2 separate regions of the Homo sapiens genome follow, and region 2 is linked to region 1. The links are chromatin loops, found by intact Hi-C in ENCODE. Cell type or tissue: endothelial cell of umbilical vein. All regions are shown on one strand. Each heading gives the region's core, and the rest is flanking DNA. Links, peaks and the distances in the headings are about the cores only. Region 1 overlaps LOC101928573 (a long non-coding RNA gene). Region 2 has its middle 24 kb from the start of E2F3.

The links. Peaks named below come from ENCODE experiments on the same cell type or tissue, not always from the same donor. Only the 100,000 strongest peaks of a DNase experiment are listed, where the experiment ranks them.
Region 2: it touches region 1 in a loop (2.5-fold over the local background); 5 of 110 quality-filtered maps call a loop at or near these places.

What each region holds. Positions count from the first base shown.
Region 1 is chr6:20,290,524-20,293,447 of GRCh38, forward strand. All of the region lies in intron 1 of LOC101928573 (a long non-coding RNA gene), which reads left to right. Among named protein-coding and RNA genes, the nearest start is that of MBOAT1, 80 kb to the left of the region's middle. RefSeq lists a silencer at 1,173-1,474. In endothelial cell of umbilical vein, for the core only: a CTCF peak has its summit at 1,338 (motif pointing right); a DNase peak (open chromatin) is centred at 1,348.
Region 2 is chr6:20,376,873-20,379,796 of GRCh38, forward strand. No RefSeq gene overlaps it. Among named protein-coding and RNA genes, the nearest start is that of E2F3, 24 kb to the right of the region's middle. In endothelial cell of umbilical vein, for the core only: no CTCF peak of the experiment used is centred there; a DNase peak (open chromatin) is centred at 1,169; H3K27ac peaks cover 2,076 bases.

The DNA of each region.
Region 1 (2,924 bases), core at 223-2,722:
TATAGTGTTACATTGGCATAGATCAGGTTTTGCTGCCAAAAGAATTATAAAAATAACTTTGTTTTCCAAGCTTTTTGGTTTTCAGAACTGCAGATATGGAATCACAGACCTGAACCAGGCAAATATTAGCCAAAAGAGAGCTGGCGTACTCATGGAATATCAAACAAACGAGCTTCTCAGGAAAACAACATTATTAGGGTTTACCTTACGTGAAAGTGTTTGCCAGAGCCTCAACTCTCCAGGAAGATATAATTCCATATTTATAGACTTTATTGATATAGCCTCCAAACATATGAAGACAAATTGATAATATAAGGAAATCTGGGTGTACACACCAAATCATTTTCAATTTATTATTTTCTGCCTGTTCCATATTTCAGTGTGTGTCTTGTCTTCCCAGCTACACTATAATAAATAAGCGATGAGCGGGTGGGGAGGCAGGAGGGAAGGGAGCTTTCGTGCAATGACTTCCGCAAAAGGCTCTGGCCCAGCTTACATACTCATTGACTCCTTTGAGTTACCTGACCCTACAAAGTGGGAATTGTTGTCTTTTTGTTGCAACAAGAGAGATTAAATAATTTGCCTAAAGTCACAGTAAGTGTCAGAGTTTAGATTTAAGTTCAGTTCTCTTTGACTCCAAAGATCCAAAACCTTTTCAGTGTATCATAAAATAAGCCTGAGACGTTGACCCTTGATTTAGTGAAATTAAAATGGCAGCCATTATATATGACGGATTGCAATCAGGAGTAGGGTCTCCGCATACCATCCATGATCATTTTCCAGGAGGCATAGTATCAAGTGTCCATGCATGAGCGACACATGCTGAGAGCTTACACAATCATTCTACATCACCTCCAAACCTCATTTTCCCACTGACCTTCAGACAGCTTCTGAATGAGAGGAATTCAAAATCCCAAGACATTCTGTTATTTCTCATCCTTAAACATACATTTTTTATGCTTTTAACACAAAAATGGGGAGTTTTCTGGATAAGGAGTGAACTTCGAATTTAAAATGTAAAGCCTTTTTAAACCTATTTAAATTTTTTTCTATTTCCATTCGCTAATTATCCTCCATAAAATAGAAAGAGAAAATAATTATAACTAAAATTGGTCACAGTAACAGCAGTGGGCATAAAAATACACGGTCAAAAAATAAAGTCTAGAAATAAAAACAACACATTTGCCCTTATGTTTAAAGAACATCAGAGACTACTCAAGAACTAGGATCATGCAGGGAGTACTTCTCCTCACCCCGGATGTCAGGGAATGCTCTGTACAAAACACTGTTCCCGTCTCACAAAGCATCTTGAAGATGGAGACGTGCATACTCACAGTTCACCACAAGAGGGCGGTCATCAAAAGGGAAAGGTCACCCTGCCCTAAGCCCACACCGGAAGGGTGAATCCATGTTTAAGGAGGTTGAAGGTATTTTTATAATCATGGGCTGCTCCTGGAATTGATAAAACACGATCCAAATTAAGATCTGCTTTTCTTCAGTACTATTTTTATGTTGTTAATCCCATTTCAATAATAAATTCTTAGAGATAGTGTATAAAGAATAACAAATTTTCCTGTCTATAGAGTAAAATAGAAGCCACATGAACTACCCACACAAGGCAATTCCAGTGTCAGCAGTAAATGGATTTTATTTTCGGTAAACTTTGCTGAAAAGTGGAGACTAAAAGGGATTCAACCTGCATATACCTTTTTTAAAAATGTGAATTTAAGCCTTGTATTCCTTATAAACTATTGAGAAGTGAAAATGAGTTTACATTCCAGTTTTATTATCTTTTCAAAGGGTGCAAGTATAGCAGCAGTCTTAGCCTCTTTATCAACCCATATCGTCAGCACTAGGTTGCTCTTGCATAACTCATTCTTTCAAATGGCTTCCACTGACAAATGCAACCCACAGATCTGATCTTTTCAATGTACCAGCCAACCAAGAATCTGCCGAGCTTCTTGGCACCAGCCAACTAGGACGTGGCCAGAGCAGGCTCTGGGGTCTATGTGTCTGGGTTTGAACCCTGGCTCCAATTCTTAGTAGCTATGTGTAACCATGGGTCAGTCTCTTACTCTGCCAGTCTCTTTCCTTATCTGTAAAATGGGAATAATAATAGTACCTGCTCCATAAAGCAGTTGTAAAGATTCAGTGATATACATAATGTAAAGCAGCAGTCCCCAGTTGCTGTGGCATCAGGGATTGCCTTCTTGGAAGACAATTTTTCCCCAGATGGGACGGGGAGGGGGTTGGTTTCAGAATTATTCAAGCTCATTACATTTATTGGTGCACTTTGTTTCTATTATTATTACATTGTAGCATATGATGAAATAATTATACAACTCACTATAATGTAGAATCAGTGGGAGCCCTGAGCTTGTTTTCCTGCAACTAGATGGTCCCATCTGGGAGTGATGGGAGACAGTGACAGATCATCAGGAATTAGATTCTCATAAGGATTCTCACAACCTAGATCCCTCACATGCGCAGTTCTTAATAGGATTCATGCTCTTATGAGACTCTAATGCCACTGCTGATGTGACAGGAAGCAGTGCTCACATGGTAATGTGAGTGATGGGGAGTGGCTATAAATACACATGCTTTGCTCACTCACCTTTGGCTCACCTCCTACTGCGCAGCCCTATTCCTAACAGGCCACTGATGGGTACCAGTCCATGGCCCCATGGTTGGGGATGCCTGATTTAAAGCACATGGCAAAATATGTAGTCTCAGAATATGCTCAGTAAATGTTAATTAGCATGGTTTACTTATTCACAAATATTTATTGAGCACCTAGGATGTGCGGAGTATTCTGGGTGCTTGCAACTTAACTATAAACAAAATAGTTAATGATCCCTGCCCTTAAGGGCTTGCATTCCAGCAAAAGGAGGTAGACGGTAAACAACAGGTGTTCTAAGTGACTA
Region 2 (2,924 bases), core at 204-2,703, 86 kb after region 1:
TGGGTGACAAGAGTGAAACTCTGTCTCAAAAAAAGAAAAAAGAAAAAAACGATGCAGTATTACATTATGTATGTGTTTTAAAATACACTTGCAATTAAACTATAGACTCATTCTATTTCTGATATTGAAAAGAAGTGTAATGCAAATTTTAAAATCAATGAAATAGTGTAGTTATTCAACTCCTCCTTGAGCCTAAGCAAATTCAAGTTGGCTTGCTGCGTTGTACAATCACAAGAATAGCTAATATATTATGGACTTACATATGTGAATATGGTGCAGAGAAAAGATCCAACCTGGGAATAGGATAATGTGAAAAAGACACAGCAGTAAGTACTTCTTAAGGGAAAAATTATTTCATGGAAGAATTATAAAGAGCGTAAATTATCCTGAAAGTAATTGTGACTGTCAGTGTCCTCATTTGCTCCAGTATTAACTCAGAAGCACTCTAGTGGCCCATCATGAGGTGAAGAAATAATGACAGTACGATAGTTTCAAGCAAGCCAATTAAGACATTTTCCTATAATTATCAAGCATAAACACAATTTTGAATATTGGTTAGTTTACATGAGCATCTTCTCAAAAGTAGGAAAGTCCTCAGAATTCTCCATCCCTAATATAATTAAATCGTGGCATAACAATTAGTGATGAAAGAGTGATTCAAGCTAAAGGAAGCTTTGAAATACGCCAAATACGCAAACTTTTCTTTGGTAACGAAACCATTTGGAAACTAAGATTTACTTTTGTCAGTGCAGGTAAAGGGCCGTATCTGAAAGGCTGCAGACAGTTCCGAGCTGTCAAAGATGGTGATGCCACCAAAAAGAATGTAGGTAGCAAAAGGAGAATTCATTTTTACAGGTACAACTGTCCTGCAGCCCACTTTTACTTTAAATTTGGCTTGTGGTCCTGCTTCTGCTGTAATGTGAGCTGTGAACTCACACAGCCTGCCAGATGGCAGTGGGAAGCCCATTAGTTATGCATCACACATCCTGATCAAAACTGAAAGAAATTATACTCAGATTGAGGAGAGATGCTCGACAGTGAGGCAATGATTAGAATTTTCTGTATTTCTACAGAAAATTTCACATAATCATTGTCCATAAATAAACTCATTCTTATGATCTACAGACCCAAATCTGGAATAAGTTCCAGAGGAAATCCTCTCATGGTTTGGGTCATAACATGCACATTCCTGTGGTATTCAGTAAAGAATGCCATAGAGCTGATGCCCTTGCAAGGTTATCTAGAAAAGTCTGAGAACCAGAGTGTAAGCTAATACATTAAATGTCGTGCCTTTCAGAGGAGGTGCGTTCTTTAATGGGTACTGGGAAGGAAATAGAGGAATTCAGTTACAAGGGAAGCTTATTAGAATCTTTTCAAGAGAACCAGCTTGCTGAAAATAAATGGGAAATGCAGTATATAAATACTGCTGATGAGGAAGATTCTAAGCAGTACTTTGAGAGGGGCTGAGGGGCCCAAAGTGTATAAAATAACATTAACTGATTGTAAAGTTTATAATCTTTCAGATAAAACATAAGATTGCATTTGTTGCTCAACAAAATCATGAGATGGTATTGTAATCATACATTACCAGCTTTCCACTCAATAGAAGACATTTATATAAGAGCTTGTTCTAATGTACTCTCCTGAGAGCAGAGCTTTATTTTTGTTGCTTAAGGAGAACCAAACATTGTAAATATGTCTATGGAAGCCAGTCCCAGCTTTGCTTCAAATCATCTTTTGGACAGGAAGCAAATGAATAAACATCCCTAGTTCTCAGTTTCCCCATCTATAAAATAAGAATGGAGGACCAAGCTTGGCAGCTCACGCCAGTAATCCCAGCACTTTGGGAGGTCAAGGTGGGCAGATCACTTGAGGCCAGGAGTTCGAGACCAGCCTGGCTAACATGGTGAAACCCCGTCTCTACTAAAAATACAAAAATTACCCAGGCTTGGGGGCACACACCCGTAATCCCAGCTATTTGGGAGGCTGAGGCAGGAGAATCGCTTGAACCCGGGAAGCGGAGCTTACAGTGAGCCGAGATGTGCCACAGCACTCCAGCCTGGGTGACACAGCGAGACTCCGTCTCAAAGAAAATAAATAAATAAAATAAAATAAAAATGGAAATGCCTGTCTTCCTCCACTCCCAGGGATGCTGTGAAGAAAAATGAACCTGAGAGAGACAATTCAAAGCAAAAAAGCTCTGTCTCAGACGAAGAGAAGGGGGGAAAAATCTCTTTCAGCCCTATCCCCAAATTTTCTGAGAAAGCTATATTAAGTCAACAGACATTCACAAGAACCTGTTATAACTCTAACAATCTTTATAATCCAAAATCAGCTCTGAGGGAAGCTTAGTGGACCACAAACATGCAACTGTGGTACCAAAGATAGAGAAAATAGTGCTGGGGTCTAAGGTGAAGGTTGCCCTCCAGTTGTGAGGGAGACATATGAACACCCCCTGCCCTCCTGGAGCATCCAGTCTTGTGCTCAGTGGAGCCCTGGAGCTGTGGTTTCCAAGCCCGTCTCTGTATCTGAATCACCTTTGAAGCTTCCTAAGGACATAAACCCCTGGGTGCCTCTCCCCAGATCCAGTGAATTGGAGTTTCTGGAATGGGGAGGGTGTGGTTGGGAGCAGTGATTGGATGAAGCCACTGGACTTCCCATTTGGGCTTGCATCTGTGTAGCTTTGCCTTTATTAATGTTTAGCAAGATTCTATTTAATCAGGGATTCCCTATCTAAAACAAAACTAAAACTAAAACCCTTTGATTTTGAAAAACCATAGGTCTAATGGGTTTCCTCATAAACTGTACATTATTTCTGGAGTTTCTTTTATTCATTTATTAATTCAACAACCATTTATTGTGTGCCCGCTTTGGCACTAGGCCTCAGCAGTGAAAAGGACAGAAAAAGACTCAGTTCTTACAAA